Linked DNA regions of Homo sapiens: region 2 is linked to region 1. Evidence: read pairs that join two places in POLR2A ChIA-PET (ENCODE). Cell type or tissue: MCF 10A. All regions are shown on one strand. Links, peaks and the distances in the headings refer to the core of each region. The heading gives the core; the rest is flanking DNA.

What was found. ChIA-PET counts read pairs that join two places held together with the same protein. Peaks named below come from ENCODE experiments on the same cell type or tissue, not always from the same donor. Only the 100,000 strongest peaks of a DNase experiment are listed, where the experiment ranks them.
Region 2: POLR2A ChIA-PET joins it to region 1 with 11 read pairs; 8 of 35 experiments call an interaction of 5 or more read pairs at or near these places.

The regions. Positions count from the first base shown.
Region 1 is chr17:63,598,022-63,603,397 of GRCh38, forward strand. TACO1 (translational activator of cytochrome c oxidase I) reads left to right here and starts at 2,874. Exons shown (of 5, transcript NM_016360.4): 1 at 2,874-3,342. The coding sequence starts at 3,063. In MCF 10A, for the core only: no CTCF peak of the experiment used is centred there; a DNase peak (open chromatin) is centred at 2,840.
Region 2 is chr17:63,459,510-63,464,885 of GRCh38, forward strand. No RefSeq gene overlaps it. Among named protein-coding and RNA genes, the nearest start is that of ACE, 15 kb to the right of the region's middle. RefSeq lists an enhancer at 1,333-1,402. In MCF 10A, for the core only: no CTCF peak of the experiment used is centred there; DNase peaks (open chromatin) are centred at 1,492 and 3,192.

The DNA.
Region 1 (5,376 bases), core at 324-5,323:
AAATTCCATTAATTTGATTTTTGCTTCTCAAAGTAAATATTACATATATATTTTTTTCTTTTTTTTTGAGATGGAGTCTCGCTCTGTCACCAAGGCTCAAGTGCAGTGGCGCGATCTCGGCTCACTGCAACCTCCGCCTCCTGGGTTCAAGCGATTCTCCTGCCTCAGCCTCCTGAGTAGCTGGGACTACAGGCGCGTGCCACCACACCTAGCTAATTTTTTGTATTATTAGTAGAGACGGGGTTTCACCGTGTTAGCCAAGATGGTCTCGATCTCCTGACCTCATTATCTGCCCCAAATCGGCCTTCCAAAGTGCTGGGATTACAGGTGTGAGCCACCATGCCTGGCCTGAATAAACTATTTTTAAATTGCAAAAAGTAATACTATATATGAATGGCTGATAAGCACATGAAAAGATGCTTACCATTAGTAGTCATTCAGGAAATACAATCAAAACCACAATGAGATAATACTTCTCACCCACAAGGATGGTGATAACTATAGTCAAAAAGAATAACAAATTTAGCCAGTGGCTCACACCTGTAATCTCATCTACTTGGGAGACTGAGATGGGAAGATCACTTGAGCCCAGGAGTTCTATGCTGCAGTCAGCTATGATTGCTCCACTGGACTCTAGCCTGGGTAACAAAGCAAAAAAAAAAAAAAAAAATTCATGATATGGAGAAATTAAACCCTCATATATTGCTGGTGGGAATGTAAAATGATACAACCACTTTAGAAGACAGTCTGGCAATCCCACAAAAGGTTAAACATAGTTATGATATGACCCAGCAATTCCACTCCTAGGTATATAACTAAAAGAAGTGAAAACATAGGTCCACACAGCAATGTGTACATGAATGTTCACAGCCTCATTATTCATCATAGAAGGTGGAAACAACCACATGTCCATTGCCTGATGAACAGATAAATAAAACGTGGTATATTCATACAATGGAATATTATTTGGCAATAGAAATGAAATACTGATACATGCTACAACATGCAAGAATCCTGAAAACATCATGCTAAGTGAAAGAAGCCAGTTACCAAAGGCCACATAGTGTGTGGGCCCATTCATATTAAATGTCCAGAAGAGGCAAACCCACAGAGACAGAAGTAAATTGGTGATTGCCTAGGGCTGTGGGAATTGGGGGGAAATAGGGAATGATTGCTAATGGGTACAGGACTTCTTTTGGGGATGATGAAAATGTAAAATCAATTGTGCACAGCTCTGAATATTCTATAACACATTGTACACTTTGAATTGGTGATCTGTGTGATCTGTGAAATATGTCAAAACTTAATTTTTTAAAAAATGAGAACTGTGTTGGGCATAGGAAGTACAGTCCTACTCTCAGAGAATTTAGTATTACGGTAGAAACAGATATAAACATTTTGATATTTTTTTAAAAGGTAAGTGCTAAGGTGCAAGCATGTATGAAGGGCTATGGGCACCCACCGCACCTGGCTAATTTTTGTATTTTTAGTAGAGACGGGGTTTCACCATGTTGACCAGGCTGGTCTTGAACTCCTGACCTCAAGTGATCTGCCAGCCTCGGCCTCCCAAAGTGCTAGGATTACAGGCGTGAGCCACCGCACCCAGCCCCATGGAGGTTCTTATATAATAAAAAATAAAAAATCTATGCTTTTGTGCTTTGCATCCATTATCCCATTTAGTCCTCACAAGGCCATTCTATGGTAAGGAAACTGAAACAGGAAAGTAAAGGAACTTGCCCAAGGATACACTAGAAAATGGAACAACCAGGGTTTGAAGCCACCCAGTCTAACTGCAGAGGGCACAAACTTGGACTTCACACTGTCCTGCTTCTCTCTCTCTCTCTCTCTCTTTTTTTTTTTTTTTTTTGAGTTGGATTCTCGCTCTGTCGCACAGGCTGGAGTGCAGTGGCGCGATCTCGGCTCACTGCAACCTCCTCTTCCCGGGTTCAAGCGATTCTCCTGCCTCATCCTTCTGAGTAGCTGGCATTACAGGCGCGCGCCACCACGGCCGGCTAATTTTTTTGTATTTTTAGTAGAGACGGGGTTTCACCATGTTGGTCAGACTGGTCTGGCACTCCTGACCTAGCGATCCGTCTGCCTCAGCCTCCCAAAGTGCTGGGATTACAGGCGTGAGCCACCGCGCCCGGCTGTCCTGCTTCTCTACCTGATATGTCATGCCCTTTGGACTTAATCTCACCAGCATGGGAGTCACTACAAAGCTTTTCAGCAGCTGCCGCTTTGTTTCTCTCCATCTTCTAACGGATTCGGTTTTCTCTTTCGAGACAGCAGAGAGAAAATGAAGAGGGGAGTTTAGCTCCAAAGGGCTTGTCTGATCATTCTCCCTCTCCCAAAGGCCTGTGACTCATCTGAGTCTGTCCCAAACCATCTCTTGCATCTAGGGGCTTAAGTGCACTGTGGCTATTTACATAAAACTTTATTACTTTAAAGCTCTAAGGGCTCATTTTGTGTTTCTAACTTTCCTATGTTGATAAAGCAAATATTAGATCCTTATTTATAAATAGGGAAGACGTTCAGAGAGATTAAACATTTGGGCAATTCACTTCTCTGGCAGCAGTTTCTTTCCCAGTACAATGAGGCAACAACAAAATATCATTCTGGACTTGCTCAGATTTAGGCAGCAATTTGGAAGCAAAGTCAGTTTCATAACTCAGATGTGTCTCCACTAAAACATTATGAGAAACAAAGTCCGGCGCTCTCTAGGCAACCGTGAGGGCTTGAGCACTAACTAGATCTGCTCAAGGGCAAGAGAGGAGCGAGTACCGTGCAGCCACGGAACGGACTTTGCGGGCAGTGGGGACGTGTTTTTGGAGCGAACCCGGTAAAGGAAGTGTGCTACGCCATCAAGGGCCCCCAGTCCCGGGTGCCGCGGGGACAGTGTAGGGTCATTAGCTGTTGAGCCGCCCCGGGCGGGCCCAAGCCTTTGGATCTCAGGTGACCGGCACAGGCGGCCGCGGGGTCCGGAACTGCTTGTTCCGGCAGTGGAAGAGACGCGCCGGCGTTGGCCGCTGCTGCTAGCAGCTTGAACCCCAGGGTCGGGACCGATGTCGGCTTGGGCTGCTGCCAGCCTAAGCAGGGCCGCTGCCCGATGCTTGCTGGCACGAGGCCCCGGGGTCAGGGCGGCTCCTCCGCGCGACCCCCGGCCCTCCCACCCCGAGCCCCGGGGCTGCGGTGCCGCTCCGGGCAGGACGCTGCACTTTACCGCGGCTGTCCCCGCCGGGCACAACAAGTGGTCCAAAGTCAGGCACATCAAGGGTCCGAAGGACGTCGAAAGGAGTCGCATCTTCTCCAAACTCTGTTTGAACATCCGCCTGGCAGTGAAAGGTGAGACCCTGACGGTCACCCAGCACTGGCTGCCGCTGCCCTCTCAGTGCCCGCAGCCTCGCTTGCCTCTCGGAATTGGGCCCACCTAGATCTCCGGCCCTTCACTTTGTTTTCCTTCCCCAGTACCCACCATTGCCCACCTCATAAATCCTCAAAACACCTACCCTACGTTGGAGGTTCTCACTCACTTTTCCAGACGCTGAGCATCTGGCCAGTTTGTCAGAGAGGGAGCTGCTCTTAAGAAGATAAGCCGGTAAGGTAGAAGTGACTTCATCCTAATCTAGCTGGGTACTTAATAGAAACAAGCCCTAAGAGTCAGGGCAGATGTGTGTCTCTCCTGAAGAGACAAATCAACCCCTCTGAAGTCGCCTCAAGTACCTTATTGGTTGTGGCAGGGGCACTGAGTAAAGCTATTACTTAAGTGCTTAGGCCTTAGCTTAGGCCTTAGTTTGCTTCATTAATGTTTCCCCAAGACACATTTCCTTGGAAGGTAGATTTGCAGCCATGTCTTTTCTCCCTTAGGTCGCCACACTGAAAAGGCTTTTTTTCTGTTTAGGGCCAGACATCTGTAGGAGCAAAGGAAAAGTCCTGTAGAAAGCATGGACTTTGGACTGGGCGCAGTGGCACAGCCTGTAATCCCAGGCCAGAGGCAGGCAGATCACTTGAGGTCAGGAGTTCAGGACTAGCCTGGCCAACATGGGGAAACCCTGTGTCTACTAAAAATAACAAAAAAAAAAAAAAAAAAAAACAGCTGGGCATGGTGGTGCATGCCTGTAATGCTGGCTACTCGGGAGGCTGAAGCAGGAGAATTGCTTGAACCCAGGAGTTGAAGGCTGCAGTAAGCGAGATTGCTCTACTGTACTCCATCCAGCCTGGGTGACAGAGCAAGACTCCATCTCAAAAAAAAAAAAAAAAAAAGAGAGAGAAACTGTGGACTTTGGAGTCAGGAAGACTGGTTTCTGTCACTGACTAACCTTGAACAAGTAGCTTAACTTGAGTTTCTCTGAAACAAGGATAATACCCACCTTGAGGTAGTTTATGGTTTATGGCACATCATAGGCATTCAGTTAATGTTAATTTACCCCCTCAGCTCATGCCTGGTATTTGTTTGCTTCCTTTTCTTCAAAATTCTTGATATTAAGTTCAAGCAACTTTTATTTATTTATTTATTTATTTATTTTGAGACAGAGTCTCACTCTGTCACCCAGGGTAGAGTGCAGTGGCGTGATCTTGGCCCATTGCAACCTCCACCTCCCAGGCTCAAGTGATTCTCCTGCTTTAGCCTCCGGAGTAGCTGGGACTACAAGTGTGCACCACCATGCCTGGCTAAATTTTTTTGTATTTTTAATAGAGACAGGGTTTCACCATGTTGGCCAGGCTGGTCTCGAACTCCTGACCTCAAATGATCTACCCACCTCCACCTCCCAAAGTGCTGGGATTGCAGGTATCAGCCACTGCATCCCAATGAAGTTCAACCAACTTGTGTTTATTTTGTGCCAGGCATGCCATTGGTACTAGAAAGATGATGAGATACAGCCCCTACCCTCAGATCACAATGTCATGTGAACATTTCAATAATTATGCACAAAGTGCTGGGCACGGTGGCTCACACCTGTAATCTCAACACTTTGGGAGGCTGAGGCCGGCGGATCACGAGGTCAGATCGAGACCATCCTGGCTAACACGGTGAAACCCCGTCTCTACTAAAAATACAAAAAAATTAGCCAGGCGTGGTGGTGGCGGGCGCCTATAGTCCCAGCTACTCAGGAGGCTGAGGCAGGAGAATGGCGTGAACCCAGAAGGCGGCGCTTGCAGTGAGCCGAGATTACACCACTGCACTCCAGCCTGGGCAACAGAGGAAAACTCTGTCTCAAAAAATAATAATAAAAATAAAATAAAATAAAAATAATTATTATGCACAAAGTAGTAGAGTAAGAGCAGTAATGAGTCCAGGAAGTGTTGTTACCATCTATAACCCTTCTTCATCTGACACAAAGTAGAGATCGCTGAAACCTAGCAGAATGAAAACCATCC
Region 2 (5,376 bases), core at 168-5,167, 140 kb before region 1:
GGCAGGGGCAGAGGCAGGCAGAGGAAAGGGTCACAAATCTCATAGCCCTAGAAGGGAGTGAGAAGAGGAACTGGCGGGCACAGCCACTCACATCATAGCAGAGGACCTGCACCGTCAAAGCCAAACTAGCAGCATGTCCAAGACCCAAATCCTTCATCTGCTTACCCTCCTTCCCACCTCCCCCAAAACTGTTTCTAGCATGTCCCCCTCCCCATAGAAGGCATCATCACCCCCTCCACTCTTCACCCCCCCCCCAAAGCCAGCCAGTCCACAGCTATCCCTTTCGGTCCCACCTGCAGCCAGCCCCTAAACCTACCACTGCCCTCAGTCGTGGGGTCTCTTCCTTCCTGGTGGTGACAGGGCCTTCTGAGTTTGCTAAGCACAGATCTACACTGCATCAAAGAGATCAGAGAGGTGACTGGGAAAGGCAGATTTGGTCATGGTCCTCCCCAGCTAAAAACCTGTTGCCCTCAGGAGGAAGTCTGAGCCCGCCTTAGCTCCATGGCCTCAGCTTCTGCAGTCTCCGTATCATCCACAGCTCACAGCCTCCTGCCGATCAGTCAGCACGTCTTTCCAGACCTTCTGCTTGAAATGCGAGTCTTCTAACAACTTGCCTGCTGAACTCCTACTCCTCCTTTCAGGGCTCAGCTTAAGCATCGCCTGTGGCCAGGGCTCAGGGCCTGCCCTGCACCTTTCATATCGCCTCTCTGGGAGTGGCTTGTTTAAACATCCCGGGAGCCTGGAGAGGTGGTATCACAGGCATTTGAACCAGAGCGACTCCATCTTGAGTGAGGGCTAGGAAAATGAAGTTGGGACTTGCATTCCCAGAAGGCTATTCCCAGCCTCTAGATGTTTACAGTTAAGGAAATGGATTAATAATGTTTACTAACAAACCCAAACTTCGGAGTGTCCAGATATCCCGATATCTCGAGAACAAAGGCATTCCTAATTTTGCTTCAAAGATAATAATATTGATTCTTGCAAAATTTGGTAATTTTAAAAAAGAATCCTTTATCACAAACCCTGTAGCAGAGCACATCTCCCCATGATCTTTTTTTATCCTATATATATACAAGCACTGTACCTAGGGTGGATGCATTCCTCCTCTTACTTTTGGGAATGCCCTATTCTGTCTATGGAGTAGCTGTTCTTTCACCACTTGACTTTCTAAATAAACTTGCTTTTCCTTTGCACCGCAGACTCGCCCTGAATTCTTTCTTGAGCAAGATCCAAGATCCCTCTCTTGGGGTCTGGATCGGGACCCCTTTCCTATAACAGTGCGACCAGGCTGTCCCTGCTCACCAAGGTGTCTGGGCACGGTCGGTGACTGCTCTTTGTAGGTCTCGGTGAAAACCTGCGGAGGAATGAGTGAGTGTAAGAAAGGGAAGGAGACATTTTTAATTAAGACCAGGCAAGATTAGGCAATAGGAGAAAAGACAGATATGAGTCAAAGCTTACTCACATGTTCCTGGCCTGGGAGGCAGAGATAGATTGTCACTGTCCGCAGCCACGGCAGAGCTGGGCTGTATCCTGGGCCTGAAATGAAGAGGTACCTCCCTCTCCTCCCCTGCTTCCTGGGATTCTGGGCCTGACATCCTATAGCAGGGTACACTGGAGACAGGGCCAGATGAGTTGCCACACTGCATTGTCCCTGGCATGTCACCATTTTTTGTAATTTATTGTTTTTTACTGTGGTGAAATACACCTAACAGCCGGGCACAGTGGCTTACACCTGTAATCCCAGCACTTTGGGAGGCTGAGGCAGGCAGATCACTGGAGGTTCGGAGTTCAAGACCAACCTGGTCAACATGGTGAAACCCCATCTCTACTAAAAATACAAAAATTAGCCAGGCATGGTGATGGGCACATGTAATCCCAGCTACTTGGGAGGCTGAGGCACGAGAATCGCTTGAACCCGGGAGGTGGAGGTTGCAATGAGCTGAGATCGCACCACTGCACTCCAGCCTGGTGACAAAGCTAGACTCCATCTCAAAAAAAAAACAAAACAAAACAAAACAACATCTTGCTTAGTAAGTTTGTGCTTGACCGAAAACTGAGGGGAAGAGCTAAAATGAGACGTGAGAGTTAAGATGGGATTGCTGAGTGAGTCAAAAGAAATTAAGATTGAACTTGACAGTCAGCATTTAAAAGAGAGAAGTCAGATGCACATCGACAAACTGGCCATCTTTCATACGGAAAAGATCTGAGGGTTTGCACTGACTCTCAGTTTCTTTTCTCTTTTTTTGAGACGGAGTCTCGCTCTGTCGCCCAGGCTGGAGTGCAGTGGCTCCATCTCCGCTCACTGCAAGCTCCGCCTCCTGGGTTCACGCCATTCTCTTGCCTCAGCCTCTCGAGTAGCTGGGACTAGGACTACAGGCGCCCGCCACTACGCCCGGCTAATTTTTGTATTTTTAGTAGAGACAGGGTTTCACCGTGTTAGCCAGGATGGTCTCGATCTCCTGACCTCGTGATCTGCCAGCCTCGGCCTCCCAAAGTGCTGGGATTACAGGCGTGAGCCACCGCGCCCGGCCTGACTCTCAGTTTCTATATGAGCTGCAGCAGGTGAGGAGGCTGCCAGAACAACCTCAGCCCTCTTCGGCTGCACCAAGGGAAGGAATTGCATTAAGTGGACCAGGGCTCCCTCTGCGCATGTTAGGCCAGCCCACAGGCTTTACTTAAATACAGGCAGCATAGTTTAGGAGAGATGTGGAAAATCTGCAGTCCATCCATGAGAAGATGACAGAGCATCAGGATACAGAGAACTTCTCTCCCCGGGAATCACTGAAGGCACTGTGTTTCTCCTGGAGAAAAGGAGACATGCTTAGACATGGTTGTGGCCGGGTGTGGTGGCTCATGCCTATAATCCCAGCACTTTGGGAGGCCAAGGCGGGCAGATCACCAGGTCAGGAGATCAAGACCATCCTGGCTAACACAGTAAAACCTCATCTCCAGTAAAAATACAAAAAATTAGCCGGGCGTGGTGGCGGGCGCCTGTAGTCCCAGCTACTCTGGAGGCTGAGGCAGGAGAATGGTGTGAACCTGGGAGGCAGAGCTTACAGTGAGCCGAGATTGCGCCACTGCACTCCAGCCCGGGTGACAGAGTGAGACTCCGTCTCAAAAAAAAAAAAAAAAGACATGGGGTTGCTACCTCTCATCTTGGACAGTGGCCATGTCAAAGAGAAAAGACTCATTGTTTCTCTAGAAAGCACAGTGAAAAACAATAAGCCTGGCCTGGGGCGGTGGCTCATGCCTGTAATAATAAGCCTGGCCTGGGGCAGTGGCTCATGCCTGTAATCCCAGCACTTTGGGAGGCCGAGGTGGGTGGATCACCTGAGGTCAGGAGTTCAAGACCAGCCTGGCCAACATAGTGAAACCCCGTCTCTACTAAAAATATAAAAATTAGCCAGGCTTGGTGGCGCATGCCTATAATCCCAGGTACTTGGGAGGCTGAGACAGGAGAATTGCTTGAACCCAGGAGGCGGAGGTTGCAGTAAGCTGAGATTGCACCACTGCACTCCAGCCTGGCCGACACAGCGAGACTCTGTCTCAAAAAAAAAAAGAGAAAAAAAAGAAAAAGAAAAACAATAAACCTAAAGAAGAGGCAGGAGACACATTTAGCATAACAAAGCAATTTCTAACAACCACAGTGGCTCAGCCCACAGAAGTAGTGAGCTTCTGTCCTTGAAAACGTTCGGATGTGGACAGGATGATGTCGAGGATACCAGAGACATTACTGGCCAGAGAGCAGCGTTTCCCGATTGTTTTCCCCTTCCAAGCATCCCATTCTTAAAGAATCTCATTTTTTGAAATTTAAAATTAACTTTAAATAAATTTCACTTATTAAAAGTAGTGATTATCCCATTTTATCTTTATTTTATTTTATTTTATTTATTTATTTATTTTTTGAGAGGGAGTCTTGCTCTGTCACCCAGGCTGGAGTGCAGTGGCATGATCTCCGCTTACTGCAACCTCCGTCTCCTGGGTTCAAGTGATTCTCCTGCCTCAGCCTCCCGAGTAGCTGAGATTACAGGAGCCCGCCACCACACCCAGCTAATTTTTGTACTTTTAGTAAAGATGGGGTTTTGCCAAGTTGGCCAGGCTAGTATTGAATTCCTGACCTCAAGTGATCCACTTGCCTCGGCTTCCCAAAGTGCTGGGATTACAGGCATGAGCCATCGCGCCCAGCCTAATTGTCCCATTTGAGTAATGAAAAACCTATATACTATCAATCATCCGATGCTCAGCTTGGGGTTCACTGAATAGAAGAAGTGACTCAGCCTTGGGGGTCTGGAAGAGCTTCTGAGAAGCAGAGGTTGTGCCAGAGTGGGGTTTGAGGAATGACTTGGGGGTTCTACAAGCAGACAAAAGAGGGTCTTTGCAGCAGAGAGACTCAGAGGTGAAAACATCAGCTCTGGAATAAACTACTGAGTATAAAGTGGGACTGAGAGGAGGCTGGAAGCAGCAGGGTGCAGATTAAAAAAGGCTTGTCGGTTTGATGAGGGCCGTGCGGGAGCTTTGCCCAGGAAAACAGCATGAGTGAAGAGGAGCTGGCCAAAAAAGAAAAAAGAGATAGAATCCAACTGCATTCAAAGTAAGACCTCCTGTTTATCAAAAGACACCCCCCCACCACCACCAAAGAAATTCATGCAAGTCACAGACTGGAAATGATATCTGTAACACATTTAAATGACAAAGGATTAATATCAAGAATATATAAAGAACTCTTAAGAATCAGTATGGAAAAGAAAAGAAATGGGCAAAGAACACAAACAGGAATATCACAGAGGAGAAAGCACACATGTCCTGTAAACATATGCAAAGATATTTAACCTCATCAGCAACAAGGTAATGAAAATGTCATGCCCCTCAAATTGGCAAAAATTAAAAAATTGGACAGTAGTAAGTGTTGGTGAAGCTATGGAGCAATGTGGGAACTCTTATCCACTGTTGGTGGGAGTGCAAATCAGTGCAACTATTTTGAAAGCAATTTGACATCTGGATACCCTTGAACTTTTGCATACCTTTGAACACCTGCACAGCCTTGGCCCAGTGACTTTACTCCCAGTGTATTCCCTACAGCAGTACTTCTCTCAAACTGTGGTGGAGGACCTGTCTTGTTTCTGTGTTAATTTCCAGTTTGTTTGGGGAATAATCCTTCTTGTAAAATACAATAAAAATGAACCACTAAAAAATGGAATGAAAAAAAGGCATACAATTTACAAGCCCTGATATCTTGCTATTAGATTCAACAGATATAAAATTGCTTATGTATACCAAGGGGACATGTACAAAATGTTCCTGGCAAATCATTTTGTAATAGCAAAAAACAAAAAGTAACTCAAATGTCCATTGACAGGAGATCAGAGAAATAAATTG